2 separate regions of the Mus musculus genome follow, and region 2 is linked to region 1. The links are chromatin contacts, found by Hi-C in ENCODE. All regions are on one chromosome and are shown on one strand. Each heading gives the region's core, a stretch centred on a gene start or an enhancer-like site at or near the end of the contact. The rest is flanking DNA. Distances are from core to core; before and after follow the strand shown.

Region 1 (5,463 bases), core at 1,616-4,115:
CTCCAGTCCCAGATCAAGGGACTGAAGACCAAGAAGGTGGAAAGACTACAAGGCCATAGCAATGGAGGACTCCAGAGAAAGAGGGCATCTTCCAGACACAACAATAATGCACATATGAACTCATTGAGCCTGTGGCAGCATAAAAAAAGATATGTACAGCTTCAAGCTAGATAAGGTCTCAGCTAAGAGGGATACGTGTACCTGTAGTCCCACCACTAACCAAGAAGCTATTTGTAATTGATACCACCTGCAAAAGTCAGTTCTATCCAGGGCAGGCCCTGGTGCCCAGAATTAGTTGACCAAGACGAAAGATATTCATATTCTATCCCCCCTTCTCTTTCTCTTCCTCTCCCCCCCACTCCCTTTGCCTGGGCCTGTGTCTGTGTGTATATATACACTTTTTGTTCTGTTTAATTGTGAAACTGATTTTTGTGTGTGTGTGTTTTGAGTTTTAGTTGGTTGGTTGAGTTTTGTGGGGAGTTTGAGAGAGAAAATGAAGTATGTAAAGAGGTAGAGAGAGGATCTGACAGGAGTATGTGGAGGGAAAACATCAGGATCAAAATCTATTGTTTGAAACAAGTATAAATAAACAAAAAATGGTATTTACAGGACCATGAAATATTAACATACAAAAAAAGGAGACAATTTTTTCTATTCCATCGCCTTAAACACTCAGCCAGAACTACTGCTTCAAAGAGAATTTTTTTAAAAAACCTGCATTACATATTGAACTTAATGACAGTACAGAATGTACTTGTTTTATCATTTAATATCTAGTAAATAATAACGGGTATCAAGGGTATAGCAGTAAGAATCCTTGCTACAGAATGTAGGACTGGAAATGTAGCTTGGTATAGAGTTTGCCTACCATGCGCCAAAGCCTTGAATTCAGTCCCCAGGTCTGAGTCAAACAAAGTAATTCCAACACTCAAGAAGTAGAGACAAAGATCACCAATTCACCAATCTATGTGGGCTACAAGAGACAGTCTCAAGACAAAAGGAAAGGAAAGAGAGTGGGGTGGGGGAGGGAGGAATTAAGTAAGTTTTTTAGTACCATAAAGCAAGCCTTAGCGTTGAATTTTATTGTATTACCAATTTCGTGGAGAACTGTAAACATTATGTGTAAACTCTAAACACTAAAATGGGAAGGTAGAAACCCTGTCTCGAAAAACCAAATAAATAAATAAATAAATAAATAAATGAATAAATAAAATAAAATAAAATGGGAAGGAGGTCCTAAAACTACTTAACTAGGCAGTGCATTCCAAAACAAAGCATGATAGGTTACCAGGCCAGCAAGCTTTAAGAAAACATTAGTGAACATGCTCAATAGTAAAAAAAAATTTTTAAATTTTAAAAACGAACTTTTTTTTCCTTTTTCTTTTTTTTTCTTTTTCAATCTTAGAGACCGAACTTAAGGTGTTCAGATACTAAGCATTGGCCCTACCACTTGAGCTATATATTCCAGGCGGTGGGAACGGACCGTAAATTTTAGAGAACAAATAACCAGTAGCAGTGCAGAAATATGACCAGCAGGAATCCCTGCACTGGTGATGCAGAGGCAGGTGGATTTCCTGGAGCACCAGGTTAGCTACCATACAGAGTTCTAAGTTGGGCAGGACTACATATAAGACCCTGACTCAAAAAACAACCAAAAATACCAAAAGTTTTAACCATCACACTTTTAAATTAGAATACTAATAACTTTTCCCATAGAAAGAGTTAGGCTCCACTCCCTTCCGCCCTTTTTAAACGCAAAACTCAAGTGGGTGAAATACAGCAAAGATTGGTGCTAACCTAAGCTTACCGAGCCTATCAAAAGCGTCTCCCGGGTTCCGAATTGCTTCATTTCTAACGTAAGCTTTCTAAGCAGTACTAGGTAAATCACCAAGTGTGAGTGACCGTACTGAGTCCAAGATTTAAAAAAAAAAAAAAAAAAAAAAGTTGGTCAAGTCTTCCAAGTCTTCTCTCAGAGCACCTGACTGACTACGTGCGAGCTTGCGGGCTCAGCCACACCGGCGGCTGCCTTCTGGGTCCCCAAGAAAATCCTCAGAACTGAGTCCAGCTGCTTTCACTGCTGAGCAGAGAACACCAACTTCCAGCCCGAGCTAGACCGCCTGCCTTCTTGGCATTCCCATCGCACAACACGCCCTCTCTCCCTGGCAGTTCACATGCCGCAACGAAGTCGCATCTATTAAGCGCCCACTGTCTACCCCGCATCATGGCTCCCCCCAGGAACCGCACAAAGAAATGGCCTCAAGACGGAGGAAAGAAAAAGGGAAAGATCATCTGCTAGGGCCAAGAACGAACCCGAGTGAGGGTCGGGCTACCTGCTACCTCGCGGATCCGGACATCCCGACCCAAGGGAGGCTCGGAGGACGCACAGGCCCGGCCTTCCTGGAGTCGGCCGCAGAGGGGTCGGTCGGCGCCCCAGACCACACAGGCGTGGCAGTCCGGAGCAACAGCACCTCCGATCGGCTCCCGGGAGGCAGGCGAGCGAGCTCCCGAATCCCGAGGGCCAGAATGGACTGTCAGGGCCGCCTCCTCCCTCCCAGCTGACTGCTTTGCACCGCGGAGCGCCCAGGCCCGTGCTGCCCTGCGAAGACCGGACCGAGGCCGCCACCCTTCCCGCTCCGTCCCGACCAAGAAGAGGTTACCTGCGCCGCTGGCGGAGGTCCAGACGCCACCCGAATGAAAGGGATGAAAAGTGCGGCCTCCCCTGAGGGTTTTGGGAATCTTTGGAAGACTTGTTCCGCACTGGGTGACAGCTGTTCGCTGCGCACGCGCACGGGGCGCCACCACGGAATCCCTCCGCCGCGCTCCCCTCCCTCCCGGCTCGGAGGTGGGCGGGAGGCGGCGCGGGCGCGCAGGCTGTGCGGGCTGCCTCTGCCTGCGTGTGGCGCACGCGCCCCCACGTGACCGCTGGGCCGGGCGCTCTCTGGGTCACGTGGGTCTCTAAACTGCTTAAAGGTGCCCGACTTGAAGCCGAGACTTCCGCCTCTTGCCTAGTCTACGCTTGCCGTGCTGTATTTCCTTTTGCCTTGGGGACAAGCTCGCCTCTTCTTTCTCAAAGGAGGAAAAACACTGACGAAGCAGAAGGAGCAGGTGCGCAACAGATCTTTGTCGGATCACTCACTAGGTTCCCACAGGGGCTGGACCTGAAATAAAATAGTACACGAACACGCCTGCAGGGACTCGGTGCGAGTCTATGGCAACCCTCGGTGCAAGAACGGCTGGCTGATTTTTACCTCGAGTGGAGGTGGTCAGGAAGGCCAGACTCACGATGACATTGTCCTGTGCCGGTACACCAACCAGTGGGCTGCACCTCTGAGCCTACTTCAGTCGGAGATCCCAAGTGAGCAGTGTTCCCAAATTCCTAGCAACCAAGCCTGCCCTTGAGCAAAAAGGTCTAATACTTAAAGACTAGAGAAATCTTGATTAGGGATCCTGAATTGAGTTACCTTCCTACACGTCTGTGTAAATCTGACTTCCAAGACCGCAGAGGAATCACACAGATCTCAAACTCTTACTTCCAGATAGGTGCCTAAACACTAAGCGTTTTGCAAAGGCTAAACAGGTTTTACTGTCCCACAGTTCCTATCTGGGTTTTTTTGTTGCATTTCTTCTAGTTACTGACCAGGCATATACAAAAGTGAGCACACAGGACCATCATTTTACGTGTTGTTAGAAAACAAGGATTTCTAATGAATGTGGTGCATACTTATAACCCAGGACTTGGAACAGAGATCAGAGGACTAGAAATTCAAGATCATTCTCAACACATCATAGACCTGAAGTTAGACTGGGCTACATGATATGCTGTCTCAAAAACTGATCACCTCTTTAAAAAAAAAAAGCTCAACATAACTATTTAAATGTACTTAAATGTGTTTTTTTTAATTTATTTCTTTTTTTTTTTTTTAGGGGGAGCACTGTAAAGACAGATGGGATATGGTTAATTAACTGAAAGATAATGAGATCTAACCACCATATTTCTTTGACTGGAAAAACACCGCTTGGGGGCTAGAGAGATGGCTCAGTGGTAAAGAGCATCGACTGCTCTTCTGAAGGTCCTGAGTTCAAATCCCAGCAACCACATGGTAGCTCACAACCATCCGTAATGAGATCTGACGCCCTCTTCTAGTGCATCTGAAGACAGCTACAGTGTACTTAGATATAATAATAAAAAAATAATAATAATAATAAAACACAGCTTAGGGTTTGGAAAAATACAATTCTAAACTTACTTAACTTATATATAGTCAACTGGTAATTTTTCAATGTGGATATTATAGAGATTGGCAACCATACTCCAAAGCAATTGAATATACTAAAACTATAGTTACATATCTTAAATTTTAGGGCGTTTTGTGAACTACAAAGATTGCACATCTATTATTAAATAATTGAAATAGTTCAATGAATAAGTACTCTTATTATCCTTGCTAAGCAGAGATTATCAAGGCCAACGTACTGGCACACACCTTTAATCCTAGCACTTGGGGGACAAGGAAGGCAGATCTCTAAATACAAGGCCAATTTGATTTACAAGTGTAGATCAGTGTGAGTTGCTGAAAGGCAGGGATATATGTGAGAAACCCTGTCTCAAAAGAAATGAAGGAGAGGGGAGTGAGATAGAAGTATATCCCCAGTTGCAGTCTGAGAGAGACAAAGACTTCATGATCTCTTTTATGGGCCCTAGACATTGCACACACACACACACACACACACACACACACACACACACCACACACTTTGCATACATATTAATGGGGTGAAAATAAAAGCAAGACTGCCTTGGAAACAAAAGAGAATAATGAGACTAATGAGTAAAAGTGTAGTCTGGGAAGGTGTGCTTAAAACATAACATAAGAAAATAGCTTTCCAGCCGGGCGTGGTGGTGCACACCTTTAATCCCAGCACTTGGGAGGCAGAGGCAGGCGGATTTCTGAGGCCAGCCTGGTCTACAGAGTGAGTTCCAGGACAGCCAGGGCTATACAGAGAAACCCTGTCTCAAAAAAAACAAAAAACAAAACAAAAAACAAAAAAAAAAAAAGAAAGAAAGAAAGAAAGAAAGAAAAGAAAAAGAAAGAAAGAAAGAAAGAAAGAAAGAAAAGAAAAGAAAAGAAAAGAAAAGAAAAGAGCTTTCCTCATCTCTGTATAACCGAAATATAAGTCAATGTCAAAAGTGCTGCGTCTGTGCACACACACACACACACCCTGGGGCGGGCGTGGGGAGTGGGGGGTTGGTAGTATGCTTTGCATCCTAGCATTAGGGATGCAGAAGCAGGGGGATCTCTTGAGTTCAAGGCCAGCCTAGCCTAGTCTACAGACGGAGTTTCAAGACAGCCAGGGGTGCAAAGATAAACATTGTTTCAAAAACAAAACAAAACAAAAAACAGAAGTTTTTTTCAAGACTTGTTGGGCATAGTGCCACAACCCTTTATGGTACCAGCTACTTGG
Region 2 (5,463 bases), core at 1,998-4,497, 1.0 Mb before region 1:
TTTCTTATATGGGAACAGTATTTACATAATTTCCCCCTTCCTCTTCATCCTCCAATACCTCTCATGCTACTGACCTTGCTCCCTCCTACATAAATGTTCTGTTTTTATTGTCACATATATATGCTTATATACACACAAAATATATATGAAACCTACTTCATCTGTTTAGTGTTGCTTGTATGCCTAGGTTCTTAGGGCTGATCACTTGCTATTGGGGAGTCAAGCAGGAGGCTCATTCCCAGCAAATACTAATTTTCTTTCTATCTGAAATCAATAATTATATGTACCTTTTCCTCTAGAGTACAAATGAGGATTTCCCCCCATGCAAGCTGGCCTGTTGACTGGTGCCATTGTCCAGGTCTGGTTTGGACAATCATAATGTCGAGGCTTCCCTGTCATCTATAGAAAACACAACTTTTCAGCAAACTTTCTTTCCTCTGTCTTTCAATTTTTCTGCCCGTTCTTCTGTGATGTTCCTTGAGCCCTAGTATAGAGGTATATTTTAGATATATCATTTCAGGCACAACAGTCACTTGTTTTCTCTATTCTGGTCAGTTGTGTCTTTATGTAGTGGTTTTCTCTGCTACATAAAAGAAGCCTACTTGAGATATATATATATATATATATATATCAAATTAAAAGTATATTCTTTAATGACTGCACTACGAAAGCTAACCTTGAGCATAAAATATTAATAAAGTAATTTCAAAGTACACACTATATAAAGTCCAATGTACTATAATAATAAGGTACTAAAATTTATATTTCTATTATTTGCTTTATACTTTAAAGTTAACATATTTACATATGCTGTGTTGTCATTCCCCCTGCTCAGAATAACAGAATAATTGTTCCTTAACTATACCTGTCTGCCATCTGCCTGTAGCAGCCAGGGATGCTCGGTCTCAAACATGATAAAAAAAAAAAGAAACATGTAACATATAATATACAAATAATAATCATGCATAATTCTAGCATGCATATTTTTTACTCGGGAATATATAATTTAAACATGTCTTAACCTCTGCTACATAAAAAAATTAAATGTTATATGTAGAATGGAAGACATAGTGAAAAGGAACAACAGAAATCATGAATTTCTAAAATGAAATTCTGTTGAATCATCTGGAAAGTTATGTAGCAGAATGCTAATTGAAAAGAGCTTCTTAATAGTCAAAGTTTTCAATCAGGAAAGTTAGCACCTGATCCCAAACTCATTTTTACATATGAAGAATTCTGAGTACCAGCAATTATAATAAATAGCCTCTGTTTCATTGCTGGCACATCACAAATATATGTAGCACAAAGGTATAAAATTAAAACTTTCCTAACATATCTTTTTCTATGATGTAACACATGGAGGCATTTGATTAAATATATGTATAGATATATAGGTATCCACAGAAAGCATGCATAATTTATTTCTATCCTCTATACACATGCACACACACACACACACACACACACACACACACACACACATATTATTCCAGTTTCCTTTAATTTTGTTTTGACCTATTTAACTACTTCTTTATTTTTACATTTTATCCTTTCCAAATATCACATTTTATTTGAGAAATTTAAATATTAAATTCCTCTTCAACAAAAACATTTTAAATGTTAATCAGAATGAGAAAATCTTTTGAAAATTGTTGCTCCATTTTTACCCGTTTTCTATAAAAGAAACCACCTAAACTCAAAAATAACATTTTCTTATATGACTTTTCCTTGGGAGACAAGAACAAACATTTACTAATCCCAGACAGGGCACTTGTGGACAACCTACTAGCACTGAAACAATTCTAAGCTTAGCTTAGTGAACCAGGAAATTTACTGAGCTGTTTCCTGAACCAAGGGTGACTATTTTGCTGAAAGGCTGACCCAGTATGGGGGTTACTCATGAAAGCTGAATCTCTGGGGCACTTTGCTCAATTTGGATGCCAACTCTGTAGGTCACAGTCCCCTCTGCCCAAGTTTTATTGTGTATATAACCTTAGGGTTGAATATTGTTTTTAGGAAATGATGAATTTGTTTTTTGAACCTTCTATGTTTCCTTTCATTCCTGGGTCTTTAGGAGCCTCCCTTCAGGTTAGAAGGTGTCAGTTTAGAGGAAACTGCTACATAAGAATTTAGTTTTTACCAATATCCTCCTGAGAACAGCAAGCACAAGAAATAGATAGCCAACTGTAAGCAGAGAGAATGAAAAGCGAGCTGAGACTGGAGTTGGTGACACCTGTTGTTTTGCAAAGACACAGTCAGAAAGATGCAGTCTTTTGTTTTCCATGTGTGTGTTGTGCATGTATATGTGTTTGCATGTGTGGGTACAGATGTGTGTATGGTCCCAGTTGCCTCTGGATACCAGGGATTACTGTCTAGAGTCTCTCTTGAATGCTTCTCACGTTATATGTTAAGGCAAGCACTCCACCTGAATCCAGAACTCAGATCGTGGCTAATGTAGCTAAACTGTTTCTCTTGTAGTTCATCTCCTTGTTCTGACTGAGAATTATAGATGCCCTGCCATACCCACTCAACATTCTGTGGGTTCTGAGCATCTGAACTTATCTTACATTTCCTGCCCGCAGAGCAAGCACTTTAACCACAGAACCATCTCCTCGGCCCTTTAAAGCTCATCTGACAGGATAAAAATGCAAAAGTGTAAAAAAAAGTCATTAACCTGAGTTTGCACCTAATTTTTTTTATGAGAATTAAAATCATAAATATGACACAATTGAGAGCACAACCTTAATAAACAAAGAGAGTATCCAGGTAATTCAAACACATTTTTAATATCTTGATTATATCTGTATATTTCTTTCAAAGTAAGTACAATGTGAAAACTTTGAGCCTTTACTGGTCTATCTTGTACTAGGAAACGAGTATGTTGAGAAACGGCAGAATACACAGAATTGCAATAGGTAAGCACTTGGGTAAGAACATACAATTACTTAGAATATAATCTCTGTTGATTAGACTTCATGCCAGGACCTTAGTTTGTGTTAGTCGGGAAGCTTAGAGATCCACAGTTTTTCTTTAAGAAGACTGAAATCTATACTTTCATAAAGTAGTATAAAACAGTTTCTAACACACCGGGATGAGGCAGCCTTGACTTTTGAACTTCTGGATTACACAAGCCTCTGAGGCGGCTGCAGCTCCGCCCTGTTCCGCCCGGCTCCTGCTGCAACTACATTTCCCAGAAGCGCGGCGGCTTTTACGTCAGCGTGCTGCTTTCCGGCAGCATTTTACAGCATTTCAAAGTGAAGGCTCGGCTCGCTGTGCACTCTTCTGACATGGGGTCCTCTTTTTCGGGGAGTACCGAGTTTTCCGCTCCTGCCCCCCCAACTGTTTCCACAGCGGTTCCCGCGAACCCACCCGCGAAATCCGCCGTGCCGGCCTCCCCCGCCCGGGACCCTGAGTTAAAAACCTGCTGGAGTTGTCGCGTGCTGTCGGGCTCTACACTCTTCGGGGCGGGCACCTACGTCTATTTGGTGGCCAGGCGGCCCCTGAAGCAAGGAATCCCACCTGGCCCAGGCACCGTTCTGCAGATGGTCATCGGCATCAGTGAGCAGGAGCGGGGACAGCGTGAGGGGTGGGGTGGGGTGGGTGATTACTGGGACGCCTTTCCCCTCACGGCCCTGTAAGAAAGATTACCGAATGATCGACCTTTCTTCTTCAACCATGAGAGGGTTAAATAAAATGCTTTATGCAGAGCACTGGGTAAACTAAAATGTAATATACAAAAGGCACTTTTTTTTCTTGTTCTTTTTTTCAGGTATTGCCTGTTGGGGTGTAGTTGTTCTGGTAGACCCCAAAGGGAAGAGCCACCCAGTTATTTGAAAATACCAGCAGTTCATTGTTGTCTATCATCACTGGCTTCTGGGCAGACAGAACAAGCGTTGGGTTGGTGGATATTCGTTGCACACACGGCCAAGGATGTACTTAACTGTAAGGACATACCGAGAAGATTGTGAAGATATGAGCTGTCATTCTTTGGCCATGGATGCTTACGGTTTACCCCCTCTCAGATTATAAAGAGACAAATAAACCCCTTGGAAGCAAACATGGTTCTCTGTCTTGTCCAGGGAGGTTATGTGCTGTTCAGTTTATACTGAAAGATAACGTTTTTGAGAACATATTAAAATGGGATAAATGATAAACCAACAGCAAAATAAACTATTTTTTAAATAATAAGTAGTTCTTTTAATTTTTCTAAACATATCAACAGTTATTGGCAACCTAACCCTAAATAGGTACATGAGAGTTTTTCAAACTTTCCAAATTATCTTCAAGTCCACCCCTGATTATATTATTGCATCTGAAAGCCTTGGACCTAGCCATTGGGTGTCCTTTAGTGGCTCATCCGTTCAGTGATGGAGCAAATTTTTCTTCCTAGTTCTGTCTTTCACAGCTGACTTAGTTTCAGAGAGCCAGGAGTTCCTTTATACATTAAATGTCAGTATGTAATAAAAGATGTAAATGAAAATATTTGAGAAAAATTCCAAAAGAAAAATCTGCTGATGGCTTTTTCCGTAGATATTTAGGATGAGTTTATAAGGGCTTTAAAAAGTTATAAAAGTAATGTATGCTTACTGTCAACTAATACTGAGGCTTCTCTGCAAGCATGTTTATTTAGGTGGTTCTTCAAAGCAGAAAAGGACTATGAAGTTCAGTACCAGTTTACAAGTTTTGACTACTATTTTGAGCAGATAATATTGTTCAGCTGGAACCTCTATACAAGCTGGGAAACCCCATCTACCTCCTTCTACCAACCCTGCATGCACTGGGAAAACTCACAAAGAATAGCACCCAAAACCCAGTTCTACATATCTGGGAGCCGATGCAGCCTGCCTTTCTGACATGGCCAGCCCACTCAAGTGCCCGCCAGTATATCCAGCTTTTGACCCTCCATACATGGACACAGCCCCAGCTCCTGGCCAACACACCATCTCCTGAGGTCTATAAAACCCTCGTGTCTTAGCCCTGACTGTAATATCCTCAGCCCTGGTCTTGGAGACTAAAGAATCTGCAAAGAAGGAGTGCCAAATCTGCATTTATTTATATCACCAAGAGAGAAAATACTTAATAATTATTACTTTAATATTCTTGAATTCTATACATTGAATATGAATTATTTTGATCATACCTCTCATGCTATTCTTTCAACTGCTTAGCTACCTCTGCAACCCTTCCTTTCAATAAGTTCCCCTCTTGTCTTTTTTTTTTTTTTAATGATACACCGAGTTTAATTAGGACTACTTGCATAAGTATAGGTAGGAATCTTAAAAATCTTAAAGTAATGAAGTGAATTTTGTTTTTTTGTTTGTTTCTGAGTATATCAGAAAATTGTCTATAATGACTGTAATGGTGCCATTTATTTATTTATTGTTTGGTTTTTCTCAACCTGACACTAGTGTTTTCAATTTAAAAAAGAAAATCCCCTTTTAGATTGCTTATGGGCAAATCTGG

What was found. A loop is a pair of places that touch in the nucleus more often than their neighbours do.
Region 2: a map of T-helper 1 cell shows a loop between it and region 1 (5-fold over the local background). The contact joins the promoter of Dmac1 here to the promoter of Kdm4c in region 1. A Hi-C loop is called at or near these places in 2 of 37 maps with a recorded cell type or tissue (T-helper 1 cell and regulatory T cell).

What each region holds. Positions count from the first base shown.
Region 1 is chr4:74,249,281-74,254,743 of GRCm38, reverse strand. Kdm4c (lysine (K)-specific demethylase 4C) reads right to left here and starts at 2,865. Exons shown (of 22, transcript NM_144787.2): 1 at 2,658-2,865.
Region 2 is chr4:75,276,076-75,281,538 of GRCm38, reverse strand. Dmac1 (distal membrane arm assembly complex 1) reads left to right here and starts at 3,247. Exons shown (of 2, transcript NM_025849.4): 1 at 3,247-3,558; 2 at 3,770-4,188. The coding sequence starts at 3,288. The coding sequence ends at 3,834.